Linked DNA regions of Mus musculus: regions 2, 3 and 4 are each linked to region 1. A link is a loop called in an ENCODE intact Hi-C map of the cell type or tissue named here. Cell type or tissue: left cerebral cortex. All regions are shown on one strand. Each heading gives the region's core, and the rest is flanking DNA. Links, peaks and the distances in the headings are about the cores only.

Region 1 (5,000 bases), core at 1-5,000:
TTGCCTTTAATGGCCTCCAGGGCCAATGGTTCTTTAAAGGTCATTCTCTAGTCTCTTGTTTGTACCTACCATTAGGACAAGTCAGAAAGCCTATTATCCTATGAATAAAAACACACTTCACCTTCCATTACCTCTGGCTGTAATAGTACTCTCTATCCATTGTGACCTGCCTCATGAAGACCAATTTAAAATCATAGTCTCAAATCCTTCCACAATTTTAAAATCAGAAATGTCATTTTATTCTCTAAATCCTTTTCATTTATTATCTATGACTTTGTGAAATTTTCACCACAAAATGCATTCGAAGAAAACACTTTATTTATTTATTTATTTATTTATTTATTTATTTATTTATTTATTTATTTATTTATTTATTTTTTGGTTTTTTGAGACAGGGTTTCTCTCTGTAGCCCTGACTGTCCTGGAACTCACTCTGTAGACCAGGCTGGCCATGTACTTAGAAATCTGCCTGCCTCTGCCTCCCAAGGGCTGGGATTAAAGGCGTGTGCCCGGCTACTTTTTTTTTTAAATCATAGTTTTCATGGGCCAGAAATCCAGGTGCAGCCTGGCTGGATCCGCAGGTTGGACGTTGTAACTAAACCCACAGTCAGATTTTTGGGCGGCTTGGAAAATGGCACCTGGCAGGCCCCAGATCCTTGTTGGCTGTTGGTCAGAGACCAGAGCTCTTCCTCATGTGAGAGAGCTTTTCTGCAACAGTATGGTGAGCTTTCTTCAGATCAAGGAATATGAGACGGAGAAAGAGTAATCCAAGAGAGGAGTTCATCGTACAAGTTCATCTCAAAAGCAGCAGCACACCATCTCTTCTGGCTTATCCCATGCCTGCTACTCTAAGCTCCGCCCCCATCTCTTCTGGCTTATCCCATGCCTGCATCTCTAAGCTCCGCCACCATCTCTTCTGGCTTATCCCATGCCTGCATCTCTAAGCTCCGCCCCCATCTCTTCTGGCTTATCCCATGCCTGCATCTCTAAGCTCCGCCCCCATCTCTTCTGGCTTATCCCATGCCTGTATCTCTAAGCTCCGCCCCCATCCCTTCTGGCTTATCCCATTCCTGCATCTCCAAGCTCCGCCCCCATCTCTTCTGGCTTAGCCCATGCCTGCATCTCTAAGCTACGCCCCCATCTCTTCTGGCTTATCCCATTCCTGCATCTCCAAGCTCCGCCCACACTTGGAAGCAGGCTGAGCTAGAACTTTGGTAAGAGCAGGGGCCATGTCCAGGGAGTATCTCATTGCAGCATGCTCCTCATAGTCTTCCCTGCCTCTTGACCTTCTTATCCCTTCTGCTAAGTGCACACAGTCCTTGAGAGAGAGAGAGTGAGCTGTCACATTCGCCTTGATTTTTCTCTTAGCCTCTGATGCAGGGGTCTCTATGACTGAGTCCTTCACCTATGTCTGCGGACTTAGACTAAAGCTGACTGCATGCTGACAGCACAGGGGGGTAAAGGCCAGACTCTCACAGACTGCAGAAAAGCCAGTCGGGATGGATTTGTCTGTGCTCTGAAATGTGGCTACATGATCCTTGTGGTTCTCTGAAGAACCAGTTCCACTCTGAGATGGAATGCTTCTAACTTCAGGAGTAGGATGTGGGAGAATCTAAAATGCCACTTTCCTGGAACAGAGAGAGACTAGGCCCTCCCCTCACATCCTTATTTAGAACTTGCACAAATATACAAGCAATTAATGCCATTACCTTCTTCCTTTCTATCTGGAGCGCTGAACTAACACACTCTCTCTCTCTCTCTCTCTCTCTCTCTCTCTCTCTCTCTCTCTCTCTCTCTCTCTCTCTCTCTCCCTTCCTCCCTTAATCGCTGTCAGTTTTTTTTTTTTCATTTTACATTTAAGATGTGACGGCATTTTCCTATTCTAAGGGGAGTGGGGTTTTTGTTTTTATTTATTTTTCTGTTGTTTGTCTGTTTGTTTTTAATTCTACACTTCTTTCTCTTACTCCCCACCAACATACCTTTTTGAGCCCTCCTTACTCTTGGTTGAAGCCTTCTCCTCTGGGCCCACTGGTACTTTTGGATCACTCCAAATCCTCTTGCAACGCTTTAAGGTGTTAAATGGTGGCATATTGTTTCTATATTTTGTTGCCTGAGAAATAGAGGGGCCTTCACCCAGTGTCTATTGTTTTCTAAGGTGAAATGGGAGACTTAGTGTATTACAGACTGAGGTGGTTCAGACTTCGAAGACATAGCACAGAAGTCTCAGTCGCCCTCTAGAGACCTCAAGATGAACTGCAGGGAGGCACCAAAAGGCCAGATAAACTGGGTACCCCTTAATCCCAGTGTGCCCTTTCCCAAGGCACACATTTTAGCTCTTAAACAAGGAATGGGTGCTTTCTGAAATCTTCTCTGTTCTTGGAGATGACTCTCCAGTGTCTCCAGGGGTGGAAATGGAGAACGTGTAGTGCAGCCAAAGGAGACTGCTCTCCTTAGCTCCAGAAGGGCGATAGTCCGCTGCTGCTGCTGCTCTCTCTGATATTTAGAAGATTCTGAAATCCAGAATTCTACAGAAATCTGAATCCTTAAGTGCTAGGAGCCAATTTAACCTTTAGATGTCCCATCTTTCCTATAGGACACACAGATCACATCTATGATCTAAAAACAGACAGAGAACTTCCTGTTTTATATCCATCTGCACCACGTCCCTGTGTAAGGTCACATTGGGATGCTACAGGGTCAAGTGAGGACAAGTAAAAAAGTGACATAATTGCCATAATTAACAGTCAGGAAAGAAAGCCAAAAGATGTCATGTTCGCTTATGACAGCAGATTAGAGAGGCAACTTACCATACATAGCTCGTAGTGAACAATGAACATTCATGCTTTGTTGGGAAACGCAAGCATAAATATTGAAATGGTTACAAAAATTCATCTCATTCTCTATGGGCTAGCCACAGCATAACAACAAAAGGAGATCAAATATTAACACCACATTGCTCCGTTCCATGGGTAGGAATGTGCCTGAAGTCTCGGCACAACAGCTTTATAAAATTTCAGCAGAGGGTCTATCGGCATAATTTTAAAAAATTAAATGTTTACTTGAAGTCAGTCATGGTTTAAACTTTCCCCAAATAATGTTTCACAATTGGTACACATACAAGTAGCAACTTTCTCTATGAATAATCGCATTTCCAGGAGGCCCTTTGAGGCTGGGACCATATGGCTCAGAGCCACCGCATCCTGGCTCACGGTTCCCAGAGCACTTGGTATTATATTCATTCATTTGCTCATGTGTTAGCTCCCTAGCCCCGCCCACCAGGAAATGAGCTCCCTGAAGCCAGGGAAGGGGTCAGTTTTGTTCAAAACTGCCCTCCCCTGGTCTCTGCCAATCCCTAGAAGAGTGCTTGGTGCATTCATCTTCTGTGGGCCACTTAGAGTCTCCTAGAGCCACTGGGACAGGTCTTAACTCTTTCCTGCTGGGCTGATGGCTTTCTTCTCTCCTTTATGAAAGGATAAAGATTTGGTCTTCTTTTAAAGCTTAATGGCTGGGAGATAAAATGAGAGTAGGGGACAGAAGCAGCGCAGCAGCTTAAGTATCTATTAAACAGATACTTCCCCCCGGGAAAAGAAATGTCTGTTATAAACCATCCCTGGGTTTTATAGGTTAAGCCTCGGATGACCGGACTTCATCTCTAGAGCTTCCTGGTAGAATCTGAGAGTTAGCACTCCCCAGAGGTTCCAGGGTGGAGCCAAAGCTCATGCCCAGTCACACTGTGGGAATGTTAATGTCTGTGGGCCACAAAACACTATGTACGTATCAGGTGTTGCTGTAACTCAGTCTCCCTCTTCGCCAACATTTCCTTTATATGCAACCCTGAATCTGGCTTTGTCTTTTATCATTAAACAATGTTCTCCTGTGGAAGGAATTCCTTTATGGTTATAAGCCGGTCTATCCACCGCAGATGGAAGAAGCCATAAAGGGGAGTCCTTTATGACCAACCACAAAGTTGTGGTTTATTACAATGAAACAGGATCCAAGTATATCAAAGAGCACAAGGACACGCTCTGAGGTTTCATAAATAGGTGTGCCTCCTTATGTGCTTCGGCTGCTATTGAAAGGCTACTGAGAGGCCACAGAATGCTTAGTCTAAACAGTATTTCCAATACTCCCGTGACTCTGTGTAGCCCTCGGACTGCTGGAGACTTGATCTGCCATGATCTTGCTACTCATTAGTATTTGAACTGTGAAAGTCCATGAGCAAAAAGTCATATCAAACCTAGGTCCTCAAAAATACTAGACAAGTGATCAATCCCTCAACTATATCCTGTTTCCCAGAAGTCATCTCAGAATGACAGGAGAAAGGATGCTCATTATCAATTTGGGGGTTTGTTTGTTTGTTTGTTTGTTTGTTTTGAGACAGGGTCTCAAGTAACCTATGTTGGCATGGAATGTGCTACATACCCAAGGATGACCTTGGACTGCTGATCTTCTGGCTTCTGCCTCTCAAATGTGGAGAATAGAGCCACATGTCCTCATGGTGGCTTGTTCAGTCATCATCAAGTACATGAACAATTTCATTTGCTGCTTCCTAGCTTTGGTCTTGGTTCAAGACCAAATTGAATTTGTTCTTAGTGTGTGTTTCTATGTGTATAAGGGGTCATTTTCTTCTTTTCTAGAATCTGATTCAGTTGTATCATTTGTTTAAACTGTGTTCAAATGCAATCATAGTGGACACATTTATGATAAACCTTGGTACATGACAGGTACTATATTAAGAATTTCCCATGAACTAAAACTCATTTGATGCTTACAGCAACAATTTAAAGGAAGGCACTGTTACTCTCCCCATTTGATAGATGAAGAAACTGAGGTACAAAAAAGATGGACCAGAGAGAGATCCCAGGGATATTGAGGGAGGTTGGTTGTAATTATCCTGGAATGTAGTCTGAGTGGAGAGAGGTGAGGGCTGGGAAAGGAAGGCAGAGCGGGCCAGCTTTGAATGTTGTGACCTGGACACTGCAGTGAGAAGCAGGGCCGGC
Region 2 (5,000 bases), core at 1-5,000, 89 kb before region 1:
CACATTAGGTTGAGGAAGGAGAGGTAGACAGAGATTGAAAGAGGTTGAATCATTATGCTCTCTCAGAATTTCAGAAGTCTTTTAGAGGAAAATATGAAACCCAAATGAGGAGGAAGCTGGAATGAAACATGATCACCTAAACTTGCCTCCTCTCAACTCTGCTTAAAGGGACAAGGACTTCTCCAGTTGTGTCAGACTCTGACCTACTATCACTAGACACTAATCAGTAGAAATGTAAACATCTCAAACAACACCCCCAAAACCCAAAACCCAAAACCCAAAACCCAAAAACCAAAAACCAAAAACCAAAACCAACCAAACAAGCAAAAGACAAAGAAAACAAGTACCTACTCCAGGATGTCACTAATTCATACAAATGAAAGTCTAGTTTGCTAAAATTTTGCATTTGCATAGCACAATGAATCCCAAAATCCTTTCTACTGATCTACTTGGTAATAGAGTCTGGATCCATTTGGCTGTGACTACTGGTTATACCAGCATGGCTTATCAGCATTCCAGCTACAAACCCCTACTCGTTCTTATAGAAATCCACTCACGTTTCTTCTCTTCTTTGATTCAACAATGCTTTTTCTAACTAGTGTAGAAGCCAGATTCAGGTGGAACCTGGAAACCTGACCCTGGCCTTGTGTCTCTGATGTCTTCCCTAATAAAAAATGTCCCATGGACCTAGTTGACAGACCCACGTGTCTGGTGGACTTCAGAACCATGCAGAGTGAAGATCATCTCTATCTAGATTAGTTTGTGTGTGAGGATTATGGGTAGACTGTTTTGGGCAAGGACATGAAGAGAAATGCAGAAGATAGTAGTCCGGTGAGATACATTTCTCAGTGTTCAGCCCATGACCAGAAAGACACAGGAAATGCCTTCTGGTATCTACATCTGAGGATCCTTGCCCTCCACCTCTTCAACCAGAAGACCGTGGCAGGACAGAATGAAGGATGTAGAAACAGACAAACATTTGTTTCACTTTCCTTCCTCCTGGAATAGAAAGAGCACTGCCCTACATCTGTCTGGTGTTGTGCCACATGTAGGGTGACATCTAACTGTAGCCTACTTCATTCCCGGAGGCATCAAAGTCCCACACAATCTTCAAATGTTCCCTTATCTCCAACTACTTTAATTCCTCCCTCATCTTTACCCAGTGCAGGTTAAAGTATGTCTCCTTGTAATTCTCATATTAAACCACACCTTTATGGTAGCTTAGGGTGTGATTTAGAAATTGGGTCATTGCAGATGCAATTAATAATGGCAAAGCACACTGCAATCCCCAGCAGGCCCCTAACCTCATGTGATTGGCCTTAAGAAAAGGGTGGATGCAGAGAAAGATGAATACAGGAGAAAGACATTCATCCAGGTAGGATGAAAGTAGAGATCTGAGTGGTGCTTTGACAAGTCAAGGAATACCTAGTGGAACCAACAAGAAGAGAGCACCAAGAAGACACATCAAAAGCCATTCAACAAGCATACAGAGGATTCCTCCTCATCACTTCCAAGTGAAGCTTCCTGTACTGATACCTGTAGTGCCCAGAACTTCAACACAACGAATTCAACTGTTTACATCACACCATTCCTGTCATTTGTTATGGTGGCCCTAAGAATTCAAAACGTACTCTCCAATCTAATCATATCTTGTGACATGCTGATTTGGATAAATAGAGGATAAAGGTTGCTATTTCAGAACAGCTATTGGTGGAGGCCAAGTGGACACTCCCCTTTACTTTAACTCACCATCTCCAAACAGCTGCAGGATAGCAAGGTCCACCTGGCGTTTCCAACCAGAGTCTTTTTGGATAGCAATGCCATAGCCCGTAGAAGCAAAGACCTTGCCACTGCCAATGGTCACCAGCTTGCAGCCTTCGTCTCTTCCAGCCATGTAGTTGAGCACGGCTGCATCGTAGATGAATGCATCAAGTTTCCTGCACAAGAAAGAAGCGAACCAACATATACTAAGGAGGAAATTACACAACAGTACTACCTACTGGGGCATTAGTCTGAAGTGGTAGGGTTGCAGAAGCTATGTGGAGGACTGGCTCACAGTAAGGCTCAAGTTGGACTATTGTCAGAGTCTAAAGCCTGCATCCCAGGCTGCCCTTGATGGGACTTCAGGTTGAAAGGAGTTGTTTCTTTTATTCCCCCCTCCCACCAGGAGTGATAAGAATGTAAGTTGGGCCTGAGGCCAACTCATAAGCTGTGTCTGAAAAGGAGAAGGAGTAAAAAGGAATCAATAAAAATAATAACAGAAATAATGAAAAGTAAGCACCGCAGTGATAACAAATAGCACGGGTAAGAGTTATATAACATTTTTCATTTCTCAGTTCATTACAGTCCAGAGTGGGGGAAAGTGTAGGTGTATATGTTTCAGTAGATATGTGGCTATTTTGGTGGTCAGAAAGAATTCAGCATTCTCTTGTGCTGTGTGACTCTGCTTTGAGGGGCCAGGCTGGTGGCAAGCTCGTGTGAGAGCACATTCACAGCACTGCAAGAAGGTAGCATTCAGAAGGACCAAGGACTTTCAGATTCCTAAGCCTACATGCACATTGCGTGAAACATTGAGCTTTGCAAAGAAGGGATGCACCAAGAAAAGATGGGGTGGGCTAAGAGCGAGGCGGCATGCACCAATCACTGTTTCCAAACGTTTCCACACCGAAAGGCTGAGGGAGCAGTTCAGATAAAGCCATGCAAGTGACAGGCATGAAAGTGAGCAGGGCATGCAAGCCTGCACAACAGTTACAGGCTAGGCATCTTTGTCACTCCTCAAGAAAAAGGGAAACAAACAAACAAACAAACAAACAAACAAGCCCACAAGCCCTTTTTGATATGACTAGCAACAGGCAATTTCACAAAATGCATCCTATAAAATGCAGGTTGGTGGCATGCCCAAACACCAAGCATCCGGTATAATTGAGAACTATGCGGATCCCGTAGTTTGGACTATCCAGAGCACTCCTACCCTAACCTCAGATCCTGTCTTCTGAAACCTGTTGTGATTTTGTTCAGAACAGTGAGATTGAATGCCTCCACATTCTAAATGGCCATAAATCTAGGTGGTACTTGGGAACCTTAAGACGCAAAGGTGGCCAGAGGAGGTCCACGGTCACCATAGGAGAGAGGGAAACAGCTGTATGACCCATTGGCCTCCAAATTTCGACATTTACAGTGCTCAAGTGCTGGCCATTCTTCATAGCTTTCACTTTCTCCAACTAAAGGACAAGTGTGCCCAAATCGCTGCATTAACAGCTTGTGAACAAATACACTCTGGGTACAGAGAATGGCTATCAGGAGTGACAATCAAAGCTGAAATTGGGGATCAATCAACACATTTCTACTTGTTGCCGTCTACAAATTTTGCACACTTCCTGTTTCATTTCTCCCTAGACACCGGAACTGTCTATTACACCTCTTAGACTACAGCTCATGTGTAACAGATATGCGCTCTCTCCTTGACGCTTCCTTTTTAGTTTTTGATCTGTTTCTTTTCCACTCCATGCCCACATTCATGCAAGCAGAAAACAATTTGCAGGATGGTATATAGAAGCAAGTAACATCATAAGAACTCTTGTACAAGGGTTGGAATAATGCCATCAAATTTGACTTGGAAACAGTCTTTTGATTTAATGAGTATGGTTCAAGTTCAAACTGTGTCCAGTGGATGTGAGAGGTGTATCACTCTGAGCTTGGAGGCCGTTCTTACCCTGTTTTCAGGGAGAGCAAGGCATCATCTACACCCCTTTGGTTGAACTTTCCCATGTAGGCATGCATTTCTGCATAGTTATTACGGATATTCCTCTCTGTGCTGCCATTGGGCACAGTCCCAAAGCGGAAAGGGGGTGAGAAGTCATTAGGTCTCTGGAACTGGAGAGAGAAAGAAAGACAGAGAGAGAGAGACAGAGACAGAATAAAGAAGAAATGCTTTAGAAAAATGTGAAGAGACATTAAGTCAGCATTAGTGAGTTTATAATGGAAAGGAACCGACTATAATTCACCAAACACATTAGCCCTCACTCAGGAGCAGTAATTGCCTTCTGGAAGTGGACTTCAGTTCAACTCAATTTAATACGTATTGTTGAGAGATTTCTATTTGCCCAGTCCCGAGTTTAATCTGTAACCCTGTGTGTTCCTTCTATGCATCCGACACAATACCAGTGATGATGGGCCTGAAAGTGGCATGATATAGTTTGTGGTACATTAGTCACTTTTATTTCCAAAAATTGTCTAAAATCTGCACTCAGGCCTCTTAATTCAGAGGCCCAATCACATTGTCCTTCTACAATTAAGGTCACACAGCATGTCAGTCATGGAAATAATGTTTGAATATTGAATATATTTTGCTAAGAAATTTTCTTTTGACCTTCAAAGCACTCAAAATTCTGTTGATCCTAAACCAGCTATTGGATAATTCACATGTTATTTTAGCTATGTTCCCTGCTTGCTTAAACACTGAGAGTGTCTCTCCAGTGCCTAGCACTAGAATTTAAATTCCTTGGATCCTGTCTCTATGACATCAGCGTTATTCATAGCTATTACCCTTCAATGAGTTGGGTCTTAATGATGCTTCCAGAGCACACAATTTGACCATTTGGATTTTCACAGCCTCACCAAATTCATCTCTTTAATACACACTCACCCTTCTCTTTGGGCCAACTCAGTTTCTTCATTTTAAAATATAGCTCAAAGCAACGGCTTTGGGGAACCTCCTGTGAATTCTCCCTTCTATCAAGTTGGCCCAAAATGATCCCTCAGTACTTGTTATTCTGGTTTAGAGTCCTAGATTGATTCTATAAATTCAGCGACTCCCTATGTCTACTGACTAAGTACCGAGAACTAGACCTTCATGCGGTCATTAATAGTTTAAGCTTGAGATTAAAACAGATATGATGACCAACTCTGCCACTTACTACTTAATGACTGTGTTCCTTGACAGAAAAGATGTACCTCTTCTTCCTCCATAATAAGGAGTTGATGATGCCCAGTTTTCAAGA
Region 3 (6,006 bases), core at 490-5,489, 300 kb before region 1:
GAACAAACATGTGCTCACACATAAATAATAAGGTAGAAATTAAGATGGAGTGTATAGTTTTTGCTATACATCTGTCTCTAGCTATGTCCTTCCCTATCCCACAATATGCTGCACTAATTCTAAATAATCCAAGTTGCCTTAGAAATCCAAATTTCATATCTTCATATTCATTTTTATGGATATCTCTATACATTCTTCTTACCAGCATAGAGGTACCCTCCCTCTCTTTTAATAAGCAAAACATATACCATATCCACTATTAAACTTTGGGTCTCACCTTGCATTGCCTAAAATTATGTATTAGGGAATTGAATTGGCTGGTTTATGTGTCAACTTGACACAAGCTAGAGTCATCAGAGGGGAAGGAGCCTCAATTGAGGACATGCCTCCATGAGATCCAGCTGAAAGGTATTTTCTCAATTGGTAATCTGGAGAGGTTCCAGCCCACTGTGAGTGGTGCCCTCCCTGGGCTGGTTGTCCTGGGTTCTATAGGAAGGCAGATTGAACAAGCCATGTGAAGCAGGCCAGTAAGCAGCATCCCTCCATGGCCTCTGCATTGGATCTTGCCTCAAGGTTCCAGCTCTGCTTGAGTTTCTGTCCTGACTTTCTCCAGTGATTGAATAGGATCTGGAAGTGTAAGATAAATATACCATTTCCTCCCCAATATGCTTTTTGGCCATGGTGATTCTTCACAGCAGTAGAAACCCTAAGACAGTAACACTAGCAACTGGCTCCTTGGTGTGTCTACTGCATCTTATGAAGGAACAGTTTTCAAATGTTTCCTGATTGTGTCCTAATAAGAAATATATCTCATACTACAATCTGGATCAGAACTGCACACATATATGTATATATACATGCATGCATATAAACACACATGAGAAAAAATATATTATGAAATAATATCTACCTTTACAACATGATAACTTTTTATTTTTGCCATTCTGTTCTGTCTTCTTTACATAAGGCTGTTAGGTCTGACCAAATTGGTTTCATGACTCACTATTAGACTGTGTTCTGTGACTGAGCAAACTCTGCCTCATGACATAGATCTTAAGAATCGGAAGTAAAAATAGAAGTGGACAGCCATGGGCGATTCTGTGACATGTCCTGAATTAAATGTGCACACACTAAGTGACAGCACACACTTAGCCAGCATATGCACGGGAGAGAAACACTCTAAAATGCTTGTGTGTGAACAGGGAGAAGAGCGGGAATGTGGTGGGGATATGAAGGTAAAGAAATAGATAAATGGATCAAGTAACCCGTCAAGGAAAGCCCTTGCAGGCCAGTGACAGTGGGGGTAATGTCTCTGTACTCAGTAAAACTAAGAGTTTATTGTTATGGCAACTTCTGTGGTAATACCTGAGAGTGTTCTCTGCGTTCTGCTGCTTCATTCAGATGGATATATGTGCGGTGGTCACTTGGGGTATGTAGTCCTCCCTGAACCTGTGGATTCATGCTTTTAACAGTTCCGGAAAGGCCTCAGCATGGCCTCATCCCCTGTTGCCTCTCTTCATCCACTCCGATTCTGCTCTCTGAGCTCTGATTAGACATTTTAGACATCGTCCCTTTTCTGCATCACTCCTTCCAGTTCCCATTTCCTCGACTCTCTGTGAGTCTTATGAGTAATTTCTTCAGTTCTGGTTTGTGAATTCTGCCCGTCGCTGTGAGCAGACTGAGCTGTGTAACACAGCCTTTGGGCTGTCGAGCATTTTGTCTTTCAGCATTGATAGTCTTCACTTGTGAAAGTCATTTGGTTTCTTCATCGTAGCAGCTTCTCACAATGTCTCAACATTGTGGTCCCTCCCTCCCTTCATTTCTATAAATAACTTACACTCTACTATCCCACCTTCCACACTGGGTCTGCACGCCACTGCAGTGGGGAGGCATGGTGGGATTAAGGGTCAGGGACGTAGCAGAGGTTCCTCATGTCTTAGCAGATCAGAAAGTGAGGATGGGATTTTACTAGACCCCTCAAGATTCACCCCTAGTGGTCTACATCCATCAGCCAAGACACCTCTCAGAGTAAGCATCAGGGCTTTAAATGCTCTAGAACACGAGCCTACAGGGATATTTGATAATTTAAATTATTTAACAGTAGGGTTTTCTTGGCCACTCAGCAGTGAGGTAGTGGGGCTCCTGACTTCCATTCTCCCTGAGTGTCTTCAGCTTTATTCCCTGTTCAATGATGGATATCCTGCTGGAACTCAACCTCAAAGGAGCTGGTGACTCCAGCACCACCTTTAACTTAACTGGAGCTTTGTTCTATAATTCCACACCAGCACAGAAAGCAATTTCCCACTCAGACTCTCTCCTGTGTAAACAGGAGGTATCATCCAGTTCTACAGTGAGTCCAGCTTCACCTTGGTCCAGTTGTTCTCTGAGGAATAGGGAGAGGCTGGAAGCCTCAAGCACTTCTTTCTGGCCAGTCTTTCTAGGCCTGTGCCTGGGACAGGAGTGGGGTGGTGTCTGCTTGACCCTGGTCCTATATGACCTGATTCTCAATTACAGTGGCTTTGCTTTGTGAGCTAGGGTTTTCATGCTGTTAATCTCTGGGAATCCAGAAGTCCTAAGTGAAAAGCCATTTAGGATCTCTTTTCTCGAGAGCATCTGCCTGTTCTTGCTCTAGGAGACGGTCTCCTCCTCCTCAGTGGCTATGAGTTCTTTGGAGACTTGCAAGCATCTCAGGCTTAATATCTCCATATTATTACTGTTCCTCGGTTAATATCCCCACAGCGATATGCCATCAGGATTTGCCCTTAGGGCAGGCATTCTTACCCTCTCAATTACCTTGAATTTCCCACGCCCACCAGCCAACTCACCCTTTAGGGGGCGGTAGTGATCATTGGTTTAAATTGGTCTTGGAGATTTCTTTCAAGTTCAGTATAAAGTGTATCTTATTTGGGATCTAATTGTTTAATCAGTTGACATTTTCAAGGTATCTAATCAGCTATTTGACAGTAAATGAATCTTCACAAAGATCCATGTTCCCTTTCTATACTATTAGCTTTTTAGGAAAAAAAAAAAAAGTGCACACCATCAAAACCTGAAACAGTAATAGATAAGAGATGGCATCCCAACATGTTTGCTGAGGGATGGCTCCGTGGTTAAGAGCAGTTGCTGCTCTTGCAGAGGATCTGAGTTCATCCCCTAGCCCATGTTGGGTGGCTCACAACCATCTGTAACCCCAGCCCCAAGGAACCCTAAACCTGTTTCTGCCTTCCATCGGCACCCAGACCTCCACAAATACACACAAATAAAATGAAATGTTTTTAAAATATTCATTTAAAAAATCATGGTGTCATAAAACCTTTATCCCTCAAAATACTACCAGGGCCATCTCTACTTATATAACAAATATCCATGGACTGAGTGCTTGGCCTTTGAGATTTATTTCCTGGATTTCTAACTTCAAGAGGAAAAGAGGCAGAACAGTTGGACTCGTTGGGGTCCTTTGTCTCCCGGCCAGTCTCACCCTTAGGAGCGGTAGAGATAGTTATCATCGTGAAGCTGGAAATGCGGTGACGTCATGCTGAGCCTCAGGGATGCAATCGAGATAGATTAAATACTTCTATTACTCAACTCTTAGCACTCTTGGGATCCAGAGTCCTCCGTGGTTCTCTGCTTCAGACACTCTGAGCTGTCCTGCATTTCCTGTTTCCCCAGCAAAACGGAGCTGCCTGTAGCTATGTGGCAGGGATTGGCAGGATTCCAATGGCAGGGATTGGCAGGATTCCAATGGGGTATTATCACCAGGCTCATGGTGCTTAGTAATCAATTAGGCTTATTCATTAGTGTTGTTAACTCTTTCCCTCCAGCACCACCTGGGATCAGTTTCAGGGCAGTGGACAGATGTGTTCCAGATGTTCATAAGGCCATCTTGTGAGTTTTCTTCATTCCATCTAGGCAGGCTGGGAAGATGCCTGGGCTAGGGAGAAAAGGTTGGGCTGTCGGGGATGGAAAGACAGGTAGAACAGAGAATGAACAGGCGTTGAGAAGCCATGTTAGACAGGCCCGGTGTTAATAAATGTTGGTTTGCAGAGAACAAGGCACCCAGCGGAGGTGGGGTGGGGGGAGACAGAGAGAGAGAGAGAGAGAGAGAGAGAGAGAGAGAGAGAGAGAGAGAGAGAGAGAGAGAGAGAGAGAGAGAGAGAGAGAGAGAGACAGAGAGACAGAGAGACAGAGAGACAGAGAGACAGAGAGACAGAGAGAGAGAGAGAGAGAGAGAGAGAGAGAGAGAGAGAGAGAGAGAGAGAGAGGGCAGACTCTGGCCTTCTCCCCTGCCCCTCCCACAGTCTGATGAGCACATTCCACCCTCACACTGAGGAGCGCTGGTAGGTTGCATCGCGACATGATCAACTCCTCTCATTGTCGTCTGGGAAGTAGGGGGCTGTGCACATCTACGTGAGTCACACATCGCTATGGTACAGCACTAGGGATAGCTTCGGTAGAATAGAGAATTGACCGTTTTCAACCGGCCTTTGGGCAGATTCACTCTCAGTCTGTTACGAGTGTGTTTTCCTGGCTTCGCTAGGAAGGTCTACGCCCAGTCCATGCCTTCCCGCTGACCAGAGCCTATCGGTAACCCAGGCCACACAGGACAGACAGCATTGCTCCATTCTCACGACCTACTCTGTAGTCAGTCTGTGGCTGCCTTTCCAGAGCTTTCTTCCGCTGTTCTTCAGAGAAACAGATGGAGAGTGGGCGAGAGCCAAACAGCGCAGGCGCAGCTCTGCCTGGAATCTGGACATCCGCGGTAATTATCATAATAAAAATATAATTCTCACCAGTTGGCGGAGGTTTGCTGGGGGTGGGGGGTGGATTTTAACCCTTGCAACAGCTCTATTGACATCGCAGCACCAGGGCTCCCACTGTACAGACGTAGGACACGTCTAGATCCAGGCCTTATGATGGGCGGAAGTCACACAGTCCAATGAACTGGTTGTTTGACACTTCCTGTTCGAGCCCTCACTTACCTGTTGTGTAGGAAGCACTCATCTTTGTGGAGTCTGCAGAAGCAGAAGCTGAAGAGATGGAGGCATATTGAGGGAAAGGCTGCAGGGGGCAGTCGCCCATTGTTAGCTCCGCCCCTTTTACAGGATACATTTACCTACTACAGTTTGGGACTGAGGCTAATACCAAGCAAACATTCCCGATCGAAGCTTGAATTTGGGCTTCCCAGGGCATCTTTAGGACTTAAATATAATGTATTCCATGGGAACAGAATTTTTTTTGAAGCAAGTTTTTGATGACTCTATGCTGGTAACTTATGGTAGAAAATTAGGTAACGCGTATACTCAGGTGCCATTTCTGCCTCTTTCGGACAAGAGGAATCTGCCTTTCTGTGGCTAAAGGAAAAACCCATTTAGTCCTCAATGTCAGCTTTCCTTGGAGCAAGATGGCCCCTGAGAGCAGGGACTCAAACACAGGAAAGTGAACGTCAGGGACACCAGTGGCTGCGTTTGCAGTAGACAAAGACCTTGCTTAGGGGCATTTTCCCTGCAGGCTTTCTCTACCTGGGGAGTCCACCCCATTATTCTCCAGGAAAAGTCTGGCAGAAGGCTCAGGGCAAGTGTACCCTCAGGCTACTTTCTCACTGGAAGGATGGGTGGGGGGAGTCCCTTATATTTGCAAAAGAGACTCTTAGAGCAAGTGGAAGCCTCAGGGCTGTGAGGAATGAAAGTGACAGATCATGGGATGCCTTGCTTGATTCCCGCACTACTGTAAAGGCCTAGTGGCTGGACTCCTGCATGATTCCTGGGCCCTTTAAAAGACGGCTTTGGCTTAGTCATCTCCTACCAGCTCCCTTAACAAGGAGCTTAGCGGGGAGACAACTGTTGCTTAAATGAACCAGCAAATAGGCAAAGTAAAACCTGACTCAGAGAAAGCGAGGAACAAGCTGTGGGGAAAGTCTTTGTGCTATTTTTAATCACATTTTTCTGCATCTACTGAATTTCTCTATCCCCAGACCTGTGCACAGAAGCCTATCAAAACAAAATATAT
Region 4 (6,003 bases), core at 1,004-6,003, 96 kb before region 1:
GCTGTGAGATTCCTCGGAACCTGGCTTCCTGAAACCTCTCAGCCATGCCAAGAAAGGAGGCCGCTGGACCTCAATTCTTTTTCAAGCCCTTTTGGGGAACCTTTGTAAGCCTAGGTACTGACAGAGAAAAATCTGATGCCACCAGCTTGTTTTTGACAGATTGATGGTTTCCTATGGTCTCCCTAGAAGACAAGAGTCAGACCAAGTTTTGCTTAATACTGATAGAGACCCAGCAAAACTCAGGTAAAGTGCGTGCTCACTTCTCACAGATCCGCAGGAAGACAGGTTTCAGAGATGGGGCATGGACATAAATGGCTTTCCCCTGGCTTAGTCACCATAGTGGCTTCTGTTCCCGTTAACTTTTTTTTTCCCAGACACTCTGAAACAAAGGCCATGTCAAACAATTTCCCCAACTGAAAATGAAAACCCATAACGAAACAATCCCCCCTCAATCCCATCCCCACCCCACTCCCTCCGGCTCAACACCCTGAATACTCACAGGAGAACACTTTATCTATACAAAATTAATTAGAAAACAAAATATTTACATACCAAATAAACACCATCTTGATTTCTGTGGCCTGTGGAGACCACCAGAGCCCCCTGTTTTCTAGATTGCTGTTCGCTAGGTTAGTTGGTTTGGTTTTTTCTTTTTTTTTTTTCCTTTTTTTTTTTCTTTTTAAAATTTTAAAGGGTGAGAGGTAAGAGGAAGAGTGGGGGATGAGCCTCTGGCCCTTGGACAGAGCCAGAGTGAAGCAATGTTTCTATGGCCCTTCTCCTTCTTCCTCTGGGAGACGCCTCACGCCCTCTGTCCTCTCTCAGAGTCTTTCCTGGAACCTAAAATAAAGCACTCCGCGCTCCTCTCTCCAGGGTGTTGAGAGGTTCAGCCCCTTGCCCCCACGTTCATTTTAGAAAGAAAACAAGGCCTTCAGTTGGCATTTAAATGAGAGATACTGAGGTAAAAAAAAATTAAAAAGAAATCAAGGAGGAAGGTGGGAGACAGCAGTCGAGTATGGGGATGAGGGGAGGCCATGAGGCGGGGCGACCAGGAAGGCAAGAAGCAGGCCAGGAGGATGTGACGTGAAGAGACATGGCAGCTTCGTTCCAGAGAAGAATAAGCACCTTTCTGGTTTATGTGTCCTGTGTGCCACACGGCGATCCTGCAGTCAAGCTTCCACACAGACCCAGGGCTCTTTGGACGCCACCCTGTGTGAGGGGAGGGCAGGGCAGCAGAACTGACCCATGGAACACCCCTACCCCAAGTTTCAGGTCGGGCAGTGACAAATATTCATTTCCCTTCTTAATTTTCCAACTTTAAGTGAGGGGGCATCACACCTGCCAGCACCCCCATCCCTGTAGTTTTACACACACACACACACACACACACACACACACACACACACACAAGCACACGCACACGCACACGCACACGCACACACACACACGCACACGCAGGCACGCAAGCACATTCACTGTCGAGTGGTACAATCTGAGAGGGAACTGGGGCTTGTCGAAGCGCTTGCACTATTTCAAGTCACATGCCTAGGGACCCAGGCTCCCACTTCTCAATCCTTCATGCTCTCTGGCTTTCCAGGGATGTACCCTTGGCGATGAGCTCATTTCTCTCCCCCACGTGTCCCCTTGACACATCACCAATCCAGGGGGAATTTGCTTGCCCTTTCAGTTCTAGGTTAAGTAAGAAGGGATCAAAGCATTGAAAACATCCCCCTTTCTCACTAACCCTACCGTTAATGACTAAAAACATCCCCCTCTCTCACCCTACTGTAATGGCTCTTTCACAAAGCCTTATACGAAGAGCTTTCCCCAAAACCTCATCCAGCTAAGGGGCTGAATGCCTAGATTCTAAGTATGAGTAAAGGACTCACAGCTATTTCCATTTCCCTTCAGCCTTACTGAAAAGCTCTCTCTGCCCAAGCTGGTGGAAAGCATTAGCAGCTACTGACAAAGTATTCTGTAGGGTTGACTCAGTTCCATTCATTTCCTTCTGTTGTCTTTTCTGCAATATGGATTCGTCTTCATCAAGAATCTCTATACCTTCACTCAAGAAGGAAAAAATGGAGAGATAGCCCAAATTGGGGTGACATCAGTTTATATATAAGCCAAAAAAAAAAAAAAAAGCGCATTGCTTTCGTATGTGGGAGGAAGCAGCCAGTCGAGGTTTCGTTCTCTGTATTCAGAGGCACCTGACTACGTGTGAGTGCAGGTGTACATGTATATGTGCATACACAGTCCCATACTCTTGCTTCCAATGCACCATGGGACACTGTAGCAGTGAACTACCCACTTCGTTCAGGAATCTCTCTTCTACCAATGGCTTCTCCCTTGGTTCACCACCCCTGAGGCTTCTGAAGCTGAAGAAAGTTTTTATTATTATTATTATCTTTTTGGCTTATATATATACAACGACTTCCTGCCCTCTGCTTGGCACATGGCCCCTCAGCAGATGCCAACCATGCAGCAAGAATTCAGAGAAAGCCTCTTCTCTCTTAGGAGCAGGAGGTTCAATGGCCTTCCTTAGATAAACACCTTCGCTTCCTTGCCTGAACAAAAAGAGCAGTATCAGGAAAGCCTCGCTCAAAGTGAATCGCTCAGAGCCCTTCTGCGCTAGGAAGAAGCACACAGGCAGCGCTTCTGGTCTCCTCTCCAGCCTCCCACACTGAGGCCCGTTCTATCCTCTTATGGGAACAGGAATGGTGGACAGACGCGGGAAGAAGAGAACTGCGCAAGGGAGGAGAAAGGGTGCTGGCCACGAGGGTTGCCTTCAGTAAGGAACCAGAACTCCAGGATCCCATAGAGAAATTAAAAGAAGAAGAAAAAGCGAATGGGAGCCAAGTTCACCCCCGACTCTTTCCGTGACATGCGCACCACGCGGCCCACAGCCCTATCCCTCCCGCACCCATCTTAATCTCTCTCTCTCTCTCTCTTCCCTCACTCAGACATCAGACTCAATACTAGAAAGTTTCTCATAAACATGTCCATTGCTGGAGCCATTGAAAGCCCTGGGGTTTTTGTTGTTAGGCACACAGGGGTTGGACTGGTTCCCTATACAAATGTCCTTCTGGAAACGACCTGGCACAGCCCCATGAAGGGCTGACACCACTGGCTTATTGGTGACAAGGGCCCGGAAGTCCGGCCTTGTTTTCGACGCCCCTGCCACCGTGGGCTGCCTGAAGAAGTAGGATTTGCTGCCGTGAAGCAAGCACTGATCATCCCCAAAAGTGGGGATGAAAGGGTTTTGCGTGACCCGGTCAGGGTAGAGCGACTTGCTGAGCATGTAGCCGCTGCCGGGATTGTTGTGATGGTGTCCGGCAGTGGTCACTGAGGACTTGTTGGCAAAGGAGCTCTCACCAGCTGGCATCTCAAACATATGGGCGTAGGGGCTCCCATCCATGAATCGGCCCTTGTCTTTCAGGCTCACGCTGCGTGGGGCCAAGGCGGCCTCCTCCTTCTGCAGGTCCACGAAGGTGTCGTAGGAGTGCTGCCGGCGCAGTTTGTTCCGATTCTTCTTCTGGGCCTTGGAATTAGTCGGGCTTTGAGGATACTTGGTGGTGGAGGCGTTGGATGACACAGCCACAGGGGCAGCAGGCTGGTCCAGTTCCTGCAGGGAGTTGTCCTCGCTGATGTCATACAGGTTGCCAGCCTTCTTGCAGGCCTCACACCTGATGCAGGCCTGCCGGCCCGAGTTTTGCCCTGCCACCGTAGAGGAGTAATTGTGCAGCTTGGAGGGACAGCTGCGGCAGAAGTTGCCCCCAGACCTATCCTCCCAATCCACATTGGTCAGGTTCTTCTCCCAAGGAGCAGGCACCCCGCCTACCACTCCGTGCTTATCGCCTGTTCCGTGTTTAAGGTGAGACCTGTTGGTACAGGGCCCGCCTCCACTGACCGAATCTCGCTTGAAGTCATCACTACGTTCTTTGTAAATGTCAGTCAAGTCCACGTGCTCCCAGTGAGGCGAGTTCTCCTTTGTTCGGAACTGGTCCAGGTAGAAGTCTCGGAGCCCTTCTTTGTCCCTGAAGTAGCGCTTGTGGTCTGGGGAGCGGGGTGGTCGGCGACGGTAGGCCAGCTCGATTTCATCAAACTCCCTCCTAGATTTGGCCGAGGCTGGCCGCTTCTTTAGACTGTCCTTATATTGCTGCTTCCTCCTCTTGGCTGCGTTGCCCTCGATGTTGCCATAGGTGACAGTATGCGTGGAGATGTCTGAGACATCTGATCGAATCAAGTCATCATGGCCACTGTAGCGGTCACTCTTGAAAGAGAACTTGCCGTACAGGTCGCTGAGCTGGCTGTGTTTGGAGGAGGGCAGGCCAATGTCCAGGGGTTTCTTGCTGATTGACCTGGGCTGGGTGGTAAAGGGTGGGTTGTCACAGTCATAGAGCCCATCAATGGAGCTGGTGCTGCCGATGCTGTGGGGCCGGTGGTGATGGTGATAGTGGTCTTGGTACACATTGCTGTCCTTCAGCTGCAGGTTGCCAAATGTTCTCTCTACCTCACTAATGTAGTCACTGAACAGGTTTTCCTCACAGGGTGGGTTATTGTACGACTTGCAGTCTGAATGCGTGAAGCTGCGGCGATGCTCAGAGATGTCATAGACAGAGGACTCACGGCGGATGAAGTCCAGGGCACTCTGGGGGGAGCCGTTGACTCCAGACAGGTTGGCCATGTTTTTGGCCGTTCGGAGCAAGCGTAGGATATTGGAGTGTGTGTTGTTCATGGTGGCAGTGGGGGAGTTCATCACGGATTGGCGCTCCTCTATAGCTACTCCGTGGATACAGCTGTAGATACCCTGAAGGGATATAGGATGGTACACATTGAATTTAGAGAAACCCAAACACACCATAAACAACAGTGCCCTACCACTGATGATTTAATGAGGTAAGACAAAGATAGGAGAATCGTGAGGCAGGCAGTTTGCTGAATTCACAGAAAACGTGACTAGAAGCTTGGTTGATGTAGCCCCTTGAATTCAGCCAACTTCATTTCATGAGCTAACGATCATAATCTGCCATCAGGGAGGGGAGTGATCATACCAGAGGACTCAAATAAACAGAGGACATGGCTTACGTGCCTCAACTAAACCCGCGATCTATCTTGGGTTTCCCTCCTATTTAGGATGCAGAGTCTTACATTTTATAAAGGGATCCAGGCTGTAGACATATAGCAAAAAGCAGGAGCAGAATATTGGAAGCACCATAGACACTAGAGCCACTTAGCTCTGGTCGGCCAAGCCTGGCTGATGCTGCTCACAGTGGCTTCTTGTTTCTGGCTCTGACCGATTTTGAACAGTTATTTTTTTAGAATTTTGATCAGCAAATAACAAGGGAGCAATGTTGTTCTGCAGCTAAGCATGAACTGAATTCACACAGAGAGTTGGAAAGCCCTGGGGTCAAAGAAGGATTTTCTACTGCTGTGGCCTACACTGTGGGAGGGAAAAAGTGGGACAAATATCAAGAGCTCAATGTGAATGAATAACTCCCTTGTTGAGGTCTCTCCTTTATTCACCCTTTAACTCTTGCTTTCTTTTTTATAGTCAATATTATCATAAATAATTAATGTTCTATCAAATTAGTATTGATGAAGAACGCCAGGCAAATAGCTACTTGTTCGGGGCACTGAAAAACAGCATCTGTGAGGAAGGCTGGGTTGCTTGCCTGGGCAGACAGTGTCCCCACATCTCAAGTCAGGTCAGCTACTGTTCATCTCTCATGTGCTGCTTGAAAGGCAAACAAACTTCCCTAGCAAGGTGAGGCAGATGAAGAAGTGGCTTTAAACGGTGTCTTTACACACAAGAAGGTTAGTCTAGAAAAGAAGATTATCTGAGCGGTCAGGACCGAGAACAGAAAAGGTCAGAGGGAAAAATGGTAGCTATGTGGCCAAGAAGTGTCAGGCCTTGTGAGACACAAGGTCTTCCTGGAGGGCACTCTACTCCCTTTCTGCTTCTTATTTCTGACCTCTTGACAGTGGTCAGGAAGAAATGCCAAGTGT

Evidence for each region. Hi-C counts contacts between places; a loop is a spot of excess contacts. Peaks named below come from ENCODE experiments on the same cell type or tissue, not always from the same donor. Only the 100,000 strongest peaks of a DNase experiment are listed, where the experiment ranks them.
Region 2: a loop joins it to region 1, with 2.7 times the contacts of the local background. A loop is called at or near these places in 3 of 42 quality-filtered maps.
Region 3: a loop joins it to region 1, with 2.6 times the contacts of the local background. A loop is called at or near these places in 8 of 42 quality-filtered maps.
Region 4: it touches region 1 in a loop (2.7-fold over the local background); 4 of 42 quality-filtered maps call a loop at or near these places.

What each region holds. Positions count from the first base shown.
Region 1 is chr6:135,825,915-135,830,914 of GRCm38, forward strand. All of the region lies in intron 6 of Grin2b (glutamate receptor, ionotropic, NMDA2B (epsilon 2)), which reads right to left. Among named protein-coding and RNA genes, the nearest start is that of Gm14330, 24 kb to the right of the region's middle. In left cerebral cortex, for the core only: a CTCF peak has its summit at 2,242; DNase peaks (open chromatin) are centred at 1,152, 1,581, 2,235 and 3,222; H3K27ac peaks cover 4,656 bases.
Region 2 is chr6:135,737,210-135,742,209 of GRCm38, forward strand. It overlaps Grin2b (glutamate receptor, ionotropic, NMDA2B (epsilon 2)), which reads right to left. Exons shown (of 15, transcript NM_001363750.1): 12 at 3,713-3,873; 13 at 1,750-1,937. The region is part of intron 1 of Gm14329 (a long non-coding RNA gene); the gene reads left to right. Among named protein-coding and RNA genes, the nearest start is that of Gm14329, 6.8 kb to the left of the region's middle. In left cerebral cortex, for the core only: no CTCF peak of the experiment used is centred there; a DNase peak (open chromatin) is centred at 2,533; H3K27ac peaks cover 2,476 bases.
Region 3 is chr6:135,522,269-135,528,274 of GRCm38, forward strand. It overlaps Gm25136 (a long non-coding RNA gene), which reads left to right and starts at 4,275. Exons shown (of 2, transcript XR_001785388.2): 1 at 4,275-4,759. In left cerebral cortex, for the core only: a CTCF peak has its summit at 2,818; DNase peaks (open chromatin) are centred at 1,074, 3,692, 4,409 and 4,703; H3K27ac peaks cover 2,335 bases.
Region 4 is chr6:135,729,145-135,735,147 of GRCm38, forward strand. Grin2b (glutamate receptor, ionotropic, NMDA2B (epsilon 2)) reads right to left here. Exons shown (of 15, transcript NM_001363750.1): 15 at 1-4,804. The coding sequence ends at 2,954. It overlaps Gm14329 (a long non-coding RNA gene), which reads left to right and starts at 3,726. Exons shown (of 2, transcript XR_001785389.1): 1 at 3,726-3,868. In left cerebral cortex, for the core only: no CTCF peak of the experiment used is centred there; DNase peaks (open chromatin) are centred at 3,391, 4,810 and 5,325; H3K27ac peaks cover 795 bases.